2 separate regions of the Homo sapiens genome follow, and region 1 is linked to region 2. A link is a loop called in an ENCODE intact Hi-C map of the cell type or tissue named here. Cell type or tissue: PC-3. All regions are shown on one strand.

Evidence for each region. Peaks named below come from ENCODE experiments on the same cell type or tissue, not always from the same donor. Only the 100,000 strongest peaks of a DNase experiment are listed, where the experiment ranks them.
Region 1: a loop joins it to region 2, with 11 times the contacts of the local background. A loop is called at or near these places in 80 of 110 quality-filtered maps.

The regions. Positions count from the first base shown.
Region 1 is chr3:131,792,409-131,797,408 of GRCh38, reverse strand. All of the region lies in intron 2 of CPNE4 (copine 4), which reads left to right. Among named protein-coding and RNA genes, the nearest start is that of MIR5704, 190 kb to the left of the region's middle. RefSeq lists enhancers at 716-765, 359-895. In PC-3, a CTCF peak has its summit at 2,426 (motif pointing left); a DNase peak (open chromatin) is centred at 2,458.
Region 2 is chr3:132,027,050-132,032,049 of GRCh38, reverse strand. The region is part of intron 1 of CPNE4 (copine 4); the gene reads left to right. Among named protein-coding and RNA genes, the nearest start is that of CPNE4, 5.5 kb to the left of the region's middle. RefSeq lists an enhancer at 2,476-2,525. In PC-3, a CTCF peak has its summit at 2,552 (motif pointing right); a DNase peak (open chromatin) is centred at 2,609; H3K4me3 peaks cover 428 bases; H3K27ac peaks cover 1,011 bases.

The sequences.
Region 1 (5,000 bases), 230 kb after region 2:
AGTCTGGATTAGTCAGTGCTGTAAACCAGTCACCATGATGGTCCCTTCATGCTTCAAAAATCATGGAAAGAGCCCCAGTAAATTGGAGATTTCCTGTACTGCCTTTACCCAGAAGCCACCTCTTGCCAGAGTTCAGGGCCCCTTACTCAGAAAATATTAAATCTGAGAAAAGATTGAAGCTAGGTCATTGCAAATCATGAGGGGTGTAAAGTATTCTGCTTTGAGCCCATCCCTCCTTGACAAATAAAAAACGCCAAGAAAGATGTGCTTGATGGGGCCAGCATCTCAATCTAGAATTCAGACTTTCATAGCTGAAGAATATCAAAGCCACTGTGACCTATGGAGTTTATACAGCATGGGGTAAAGCTGAAGTGAAGACATGTCTAGAGGTTGCAGGTGACTGGCCCTATCAGGAGTAAATAGAAACCATTCTGCCCTTTCCAAAGAAAGAGAGAACAGTCTGCTGGTTGAAGGCAAAGCATTGTTACTTTTGCAAAGAAAGTTAAACTTGCCAACGTCATTAGATGAAAAGACTATGTGTGTATTATTCTAACCACAAAGCAATGGCAGTGAGAGGAAGGCTCCTGCCAGCTGCTTCAGTGAGCCACAGTGGCACTGATGCTCTTTGAGTGGGAGGTTTCTGTTCATTTGCAAATGCGATGACATTTTCAGCTTTTTGTACCAGGAACGGAAGCACCTTGGGAAGCTTGTGGTTGAATGCATTCTCCCTAGAGAGCAGCAAATTAGGTTAAATTCATTTACTGATGGAGGCTCCAGGGGAAGGGGGACCCTGGGGAGGAGGGGGCAGATGATGTGTGGCAGTGACTTATTCTAGTTTGAATTGACTTAGAAAAAATGTATTTATTTGCTTCCTTTCTCCAACCTTCATCATTTCCTCCAAAGACTGCAAGCATAGACTTATACAACATGTCCTCTTTGCAGAAAGCTGTGAGGTGGTTGTGTGCTCTTGACCTGAGGGAGCAGGCCCAGAATCAATGAATGTGTGTGTAATTAAACTCCAGGGGATGAGACACCCGACTTCATCCAAATTAGAGATTCAATTCAACAGCAAGTTTGATAAAAAGGGAGGTCGGTAGTGACCAAACTAACCCTGCTACGTCGTTAACGAGGCTGAAGATGATTCCAAAATGGCTTAATGTGGCAGAAGTCTTCTCACAAGATGGCTATGATTCAAATAACCTTGGACAGCTGTGATGGAAGAGCAAATAAATAGCTCCTTTTACAAAAAAAAAAAACTCTGTCATCTCCTCTAGCCAAAGATATTAGAGCCCAGAGGAACCTTATTTGGTGCTGAGTCCACCCTTTCAATTTCCAAAAGAGAAAAGAACTCTGATAAGTTAAATGACTCCCATGGAATTGGAGATGTCAACTGAAGAATGATGAGGTTCATAAATGTGGAAACAAGAGCTTTATTTCTCATAAAGCGTTGCAACCTGCATGGTGGCCATTCTGACAGACTGGGAAGCATAGCCTCTGGCCAGGAGCCAAAAACAGACTCTTCAAGGGAGGAGAAAAGGGAACAGGAGTGTGTGCTGAGGTGGCCACATTTACATATTTAGTGAGCTATAAGAGGAGTCATAAATATTTTTAAAAGGAGAAACACACACATTCACAACTGAGCTTCATGATTCTCCAGGGGACCCATGTTCAAAATACAGCCTTGTTAGCGTGACCCGAGGGTGGTGTTTTCAGCCCTCTGATGACAAATGTGAAGCACAGGACACAAAAGCCCCTAATGTACACCCTCCATAGACTGGCCAGAACCACTTCATAGTCTGTGGTCTCTTATCAGGAAGAAATGCTGGTCAGCTGTTTTGTTAAAACCACAAAAGGGAGGGGCAGTCATTACTGGTTAGTTGATATCAGTGGTAGAGTCTCTGTAAAGGGCTGGTTTCTGTTTGGTCCTTAGGGAAGAAAGCTTAATGGTGATTATCAAGGGAGGGGATATTACAAGGAATGTCTGACCTCACATACTGTCATGACTGAGAACTCAATTTTCAAGATTACTCTGAGGTCCCCTTGGCCAAGAGGGGTTCTGTTCAGTCAGTTGGTGGATTTGGGATCTCATTTTTATTTCTCAGAGGCTTTTATTAATATGTTTCTCTGTGCTTTGATGCTTATGCCTCTCACTCTGTAATTCTGAACCCAACCATTGCCCTATAGGCGGTGTCTACAAACCAGGGGTCATCCAACAGTAACAATAAGAATATTTCCAAGTGCTGACGGAAAGAGCTCTAGATTTTTTTTGTCAACTCACTAGCAGATATTTGACTCACTGGAAGATTTTCTGCTGGGATAGAATATTTCACCTCTCTCAATAGCGGAGTTTTCATCTGCAAAATAAAGCAATAAACAACTAACCAAAATAGTAGTACTGCCATGGCTAAGCCACGACAGATGGCAGTGTTGCAGAAATAGGAAAAATGTTCCCTCTGGTGGTTGAAGATGGGAAACACACCCTTTCCTCTGGGCTGACTTTGCCCTAAGGAAGGCGACTGCCTTGGTGAGGGACTGAGTTTCATTCCCCAAGCTTTCATCCAGGCACACTTTTATAGCACACAAGCTACACACTCATATGTGGGAACTCTGGTACTCAACTACCTAGTACTCAAGCCTCAACTACCCAGGGAGTTAAGGGAGAACATAAGGAAGAACATCTACCTGTAAAAGTACGTTGTAAGTTTTAGCACTCCTTATCAATGCAAGTCCTATTAAGATATTGAAAGTGGAGGAATACAGGAAGATCCTTTATAGCAAAATTGGGCTTGGATATCTAAGTTGAAATTCATTCTACCACTAAGGGCTTTATACCAAAGTCAACCACATCCCTAGAAATGCAGTGTCCAGCTGGGTGTGGTGGCTCACGCCAGTAATCCCAGCACTTTGGGAGGCCGAGGTGGGTGGATCACAAGGTCAAGAGATCGACACCATCCTGGCCAACATGGTGAAACCCCATCTCTACTAACAGTACAAAAATTAGCTGGGCATGGTGATGCGCGCCTGTAGTGCCAACTACTCAGGAGGCTGAGGCAGGAGAATCCCTTGAAGCCAGGAGGAGGAGGTTGCAGGTTGCAGTGAGCTGAGATGATGCCACTGCACTCCAGCCTGGCAACACAGCAAGACTCCATCTAAAAAAAAAAAAAAAAGTTGTTTCCAAAATTGAACTGGATTTTCAATGAGTATTTTCTTGAGAAAGTTCCCTGAAGGATGATCATAAAGGTCTGTATGTCAGGATACATCCCAAGGAGAAGTGTCATTCCTCAGAGGCAGTCAGAGATGACTCCTGTTTGCATGGCATGTTAAGACCTTGATAATCCTGCATACATATGCATACATTCTTACAGTCACTGTCCCAGTGAATTATAATTATTTGAATAAATATGCATGTAAACATGAGTTAAAAAGCTAACTTGATAATTCTGTTGCTTCTTAGGATGGCTACATACCACAGGCAAGAAAATGGGAGAGCAACCACTGACAAGCTCATAGAAACAGGGCATGTGATATGTGAGTGACTGGAGAATGCAAGGAGTAACTCCTGACATGAGGACTCTAATCTCATGTATACAGACATGAAGGTTTACAAGTCTGTTGCCCTCTTCTCTGACTCTCTTCTCTTTAAAGAGGTGATATTTGAGCGGAGACCTGGGTGATGAGAAGGAGCCAGCCAATGTGCCAATCTGAGTATTAAATATTCCAGAAAGAGGAAATAGCCAGTGAAAAAGTCCATAGGCAGGTACAAATTCTGTGTGTTTTAAAAAAGAAATAGATTTGTATATTTGGATCTTAGTGAGTGAGAGAGATAGTGACTATGTATCAGAAATGCAGATGCTCCACCTACAGAAATTCCAAATCAACTAGTCTAGGGTGGTGCCCAGGCATCGGTGTTTGGGATTTTTGGTTGTTGTTGCTGCTGCTGTTGTTGATCTTGTTGTTATTTTAGGTTCTCCCAGTAATTCTAATCACAGACTAAAGATAACTGATATAGAGCTTTATAGGGTATGGGAAAAAGTTTGGCTTCTAAGAACTATAGAAAACCACAAAGAATTTTAAGCAGGGGAGTGATGTGATACAATCCATGATTAAAATTTCCCTCTTGATCCTGTGTAGAAGATGGATTGAAAGAGGAAAGGGTGGCAAGAATGAGGAAAACTGTGAGTAGGCAGTGGCAAATATCCATGAAGTCACTCTTGGTCTAGTGGAGAAAAAAATGGAAGGCTATGAGAAATGTTATTAAGGTGTTGTCCTTCACAGCTTTACCTAAAATGTTTATTTGCTGATGGATTGGATTAGATTTTGGGGTATGGGAAAAGACGAATGACCAACAGAATTTTGATTTAAGCAACTCAGTGCATTGTGGGGCCACTTATAGAAACAAAAGACACTGTGGTGTCACATGGGTGCACATGGGAGAAGGGAGTGGAAAAAACAATTCTGGTTTTGGCATGTTTTGTTGGAGATACACACACACACACACACACACACACACACACACTGGAAATACCTACACTGTAAATATATATGTGTGTATGTATGTATGTATATACACACACGCACTCATTATACACACACACTCCACATATATATACAATATATACATATATACACACACATATACATATATAGTGTGTGTATATATATACATATATACACACGTGTATATATATACATATATACACGTGTGTGTATATGTATATATACACGTGTGTATATATGTATATATACACGTGTGTATATATACATATATACACGTGTGTATATATATATACATATATACACACACACATATACATATATATATGTATGAGATTTCCAGTGTAGGTATCTGGTCGGCAGGTACACATTGGGATATTCACATTGGGAACTTAGGAGAGAGATCAGGTATATGTATAAACATTTGAGTTTATATGGTATATAGATGGTATTTCATGCCATAGGTTGAGATTTCTTCAAGAGCAAATGTGGACATAGTTTTCGGG
Region 2 (5,000 bases):
TAATTAAAAGGTGTTTGTTCTAAAGTATACTTAATCTGCTTGTGTATTTCTAATTAAAAATACCTCATTTCAGTTAGTAGGAAGTAAAGATGTTATCTGTTTATAGAGAAGTTTTATGTAATATTCCAAAACAATAGAAAAAAGCTTTGATTCTTTTAAATAATTAGATTATTCAAGCCCATTATTATGACTTAAAACCTTGAGGTTATACTGACTATAAGAAACAATCACAGACCAAAAAAAATGGGTTAATGGTGGAATCTTTATTCTCATATGTATTTGAATCTTTTGGAATTAATACTGAACACATTTATAAGGTTTGCACTATGCCTTCTTCTGACTTCACTTCGAAAATTCTTTGAAATGTAACACCCTAGAACATTATGTTACCTTTATCCACATAAAGAAAGGATCTTTTCATTTAGAGATGAACTTATTGAAGATGAGCCGTCAGTGTTGTGTGTAATCAATACCACACATTTTCAGAGTGGTCTGAATCCAGAACAAAGAATGAGACAGGTACTCTGATGATATCAACTTGGCTAATTGGGTAAAAGTCTCTACACTAGTTGGGAAAAATCACTTCATGCATCTTTGTATTTTTTAATCAGTGGTGTGTAAGAAGATCTGTATTCCGTGCACTTTGAAGAGAGAAAGGGCTAAATTTGTGTTCCATATTTGATCTTTCCATTTTTGTCTTGTTAATATTTTAAAAGAAAAACAAAAACCTTTGCAGATCCATTCAGTAACCCAAAGTCATATTTCCTTGGCAACAGTAGCCAGTACACTAGATTTACAAAATATCAAAATAGAAAAATTTAAATGCATTCAAAATAAAATGTCACATAGTTCAAGACCATTCTTTGGTGCATTAAAACTGATCTTCCAACATGTAATAATACAGTTGCCTTTCTCCTGATTGAATGTAGATGGCAAAGAATAGATTACTGATTTTAATTCTTTTTAAGATGTCCCCAAAATCTTATAATATTTTCTTTTCAGGGAAGCACATTATGATAATAATTTAGGTTGGGGTTACACATCCATTTTTTGGATAAAGTATTTATGTGATAGTTGATGGTAAATCCAAAAATCAAGCACAATAAATGGGTCAGGTAAGATGCATCATCTTTTCTATGTTATTTGAAATAGTCTATAGTAAGGCCTCAATTAGTGTTAAACTCAGTGAATATCTCCTAAACTTGTGACTGCATAATAAAAACATATTAGTGCCTACATATACTTTCAGGTTTTCTTTTTCTGTACTAGAAACTGCAGTTATGTGGGAGCTTTCTGTTTGCTGTATGAACTACTAAATATATGTGATATATTGGATATATTTTCTCCTAAATCAGCACATCCTGGGAAGTCCTTTATTTGTCTGCTGTATTCTTTGGAAACCCTCTTGGGAACCATCAGCTTTTAGCTCAGTAAATATTGAGGGTTGGAAGGCAAGTCTCAAAAATAAGAAAGTGATAAGGATGCCTTCTTTGGGAAAGTTTATTCCAGTCCTATTATTTTAGTCATAGGGCTGGAAGGGGAGCCCATTTAAGCTGATCTGTGATGGACTCATCTCTAAACTGTGATCAGCAACTTTCAACAGTGCAATATTTACCCAATAAATGTGATTGAATTTGTACAAAGTCATTGTCTGCAGCCATCTCCGTTAATGTGCATGTTCTATGACTCTCAGAACTGGAAGAGAGCTTGGGGATCATCTGCTGACTCTAGCAATTTAATTTGACAAATGTGGAAACTAAAGCTCAAATAAGTGACTTCTCAAAATCAGGAGACTCATTCAACAACCCTTCTGATTACTCCCCTCATAAAGAAACTCAAGTTCCCTGGAGATAATTACAGCAGTGGAGCCAATCTCTGGCACCATGTGCACTGCTGATCTTTATTAAGTATGAGTTAGGGATGATTGCGGGGGTGTCTCCCACCTCCATTAGAGTGTTAGGAGGAGTAGGCTTGGGACTTATTACATTGCTGTCTCTTGGAGCCAGTGCAATATTTACCCAATAAATGTGATTGAATTTGTACAAAGTCATTGTCTGCAGCCATCTCTGTTAATGTGCATGTTCTGTAAAAAATTGCTCATGCATAGACTTAGCTTTCTATTTTAAATGTCACAATTGAGTCAATAAAGTAAACAAAGAGAGTTTATGAGTGTTTACAGTTCCAGGAACACACAGGGGAATCCTTTATTCTGTTTTAAATTAAAGCGTCATTCAAAAAGAACAAACTTTCTTAAATGTTGCTTTTACATCTTTGGCTCAGAACACAGTATTTCTAACTTTGTTTTTCTTATTACTTAGGAAACTAGAGAAATTTCTCCTTGGAAATGTCAGGGGGAAAATACAGTATTTCGGATTAACTTTAGAAAGCTCAGGTTTAAGGCTTATTGACCAGAAGACCTCTTTCTTATCCAAGTGTAGGGCAATTCATTGCACCTTGAGGTAGGGGAGGAGCAAAATCAGGCTGGCAGGGGTCCACGGCAGGGCAAGCCCTAGGAGCTGGTGAGTCTAGAAGGACGGACTAGAGAGAGCTGGCATTGGAATGGACAATCGCTAGAGGGCGCCGGAGCACTAGCAGAGTCAACCTCCGGGACCCATAAGCAGGGCTTCTAGGATAAGGAATGGAGTTTGACCCAACCCCAAGATATGCCCTGGGGATATTGGTTTTCTCAGGTGCATCTGACTCTCCGGCCTGGATTGCCTCGCTGCGGAGAGGGGACAAAAGGTTTTGCCCTGAGCATCTGGTGGTGTCTTCCAGTGCCTGGTTAGGTTGCTCCGCGGCTGGACAGTCTGACTACTCTCAAAACTCCTCGTGACAGGCCTTTCTGGGGTCTGATCGCCCTTTGTTTCCTTACACTTGGGCCTGTTATCAGAAGAACTCTGAATCCGGAAATACCTTGTTTAAATTTGGGCTACAGTTTTCAAGATCCAGGCATTTGGGTGAATCACTTAACCCGAGTATTAGGATCTGGAAAATGGGGCTAGTAATTGTTGTAAATGTGAGGTGTTTAAAAGTGTCTGGCATTTTAGTGCGTAGATAAATGCTACTTCCTGTGCCCATTCTCTTGGGAGTTCTCCCCAAACTTCACCCTTTAAAAAAAAAAAAAAGAAAAATTAAGAATATATTTTACTTAACACAAAATTTTAAAAAATCATGTAATCGATATAGAGATTATTGAGATATTTTACATTCTTTTTTTTCTAGTACTAAATCTTTGAAATCTAGCATGTATTTTTATACTTACAGCACATTTTAATTCAGATTTGCCACATTTTAAGTGCTTAATGCTCCTATGTGGGTAGTGGCTACCCTATTGAAACAGTGCAGATCTATAAGAAGAGAAAATAAAATTACTTTCGCCATTTTTCCTTTTTGTTAAAGGTTAGCAATAATATATACAATGCTTGGCACACAATAGGAGCTTAACACAGGTTCACTGTGATTGTTATTTGCTATCACCATTTTATTTTTAAATGGGCCTCTTCTCCCATCTCTTATCCCTTCCCCCATCTCTTACCCCTTCCCCCTCAGCAGAAGGGTCTCATTCATCTATCTGTTGAATAATAATTGGTCACAGCATTTATGTCAAAAGCTGTGCTAGGCACTGGGGATAAACATAAAAACTTGAGGCACAGGCAGACTGGTGAAAAGAAACATTGAAATTGTGCTGTTAAGTGTGAGGAGAAAGATGAACAAATGATGCTAGGTAAGAGATAAAGAAGGAGATATTTGGTTTGTCTCAAAGGACCTGGGAAGTGGTCCTTTACAAGTCCTGTTATACTAAGGTGTTTTTCCTCTCCCTGTATTTCAAGGAAACAGGTGGACAGAAGGTAATTTTGAGGGAGAAGTGGAGGGGGTGGCATCTCATTCAGCAGGCACTTTGGTTTGTATGTATTCTTAACAGCGCTAATAGAGATTCTAAAATCTAATCAACTTGCACCATGCCCTGTATGTAGTAATTTCATCAATATCATGAAGTAAATGCCTAAATCATTGACTTAATTCATTTAAACAGAAAATGATTTGGAAGGAAATGTAATAGAAATATAACCAAGAACCTTTACCATTAAGTGATGGGTCTGAAACAATCTAAATAAGAACTCTGTTTTAAAAATATTGAAAGGTGTATTTCATACAAATATCCATAAAAATGAAAAATAATAAGGGCAATAGAATGGCCCAAAACAATACTTTATCATTATCATTAAAGACAAAGAAGGCTTTTAAGATGTTAGTAGCCACTAGCATTGCAAGATGACTGAGGTGATGTCTTTGTTATCTTCGGAGCAGTTGATTCAACAGGTAACTCAGAGATATAAATTTCAGTGGCAAAAGTCAAGGAGTTTTGCACCTGACATTGTGCTAATGTGAAACTAGGGATGGACACCTTTGATCATGTGTGTTAACGTTATCTGGCCAGGTAGACTGCAGAGCTCCCGAGAAGCCATTGTCAGATTTCTTTTGCTTGGTGGCCTTTACGTCCTGTGACTTGACTGATTGTGAATTGTATTGGAGAAAAGGCACGATAAGAGGAAAAGAGTGGAAATAGTTGATTTTTTGGCAACTAATAACACTCATGATAGCTCCTAACCTGATTTAATTTTAAAAAGATGGGAAAATAAATGCCTCTTATGGAATAAGAGAATGTGAGAACTTGGCAATCCCATAAAATTATGCACACCCCTCCCATTTTCCAGATAAGAAAAAAGAGACTCAGCAAGGTGAAGTGACTTGCTCAAGCTCGTTGGTGGCCTAGTTACAGCAGTGAGAATAAAGGCTTCTTCACTCCTGGGCCTGGGGTTCTTCTCTGGCCCATGCCACACCACACTCCTCTCTCCTCTCCACTTCATGCTTCAGGGGGTCAGAACTCTCTCTGTCTTGCTCACAACTGAACCCCAAACAGTGCTAGGTACCTAGTAGTTGCTCAAAAACTTTTGGTTGACTGAATGAAATAAGCTGTTTCTTTCTTCCTCACTCATATC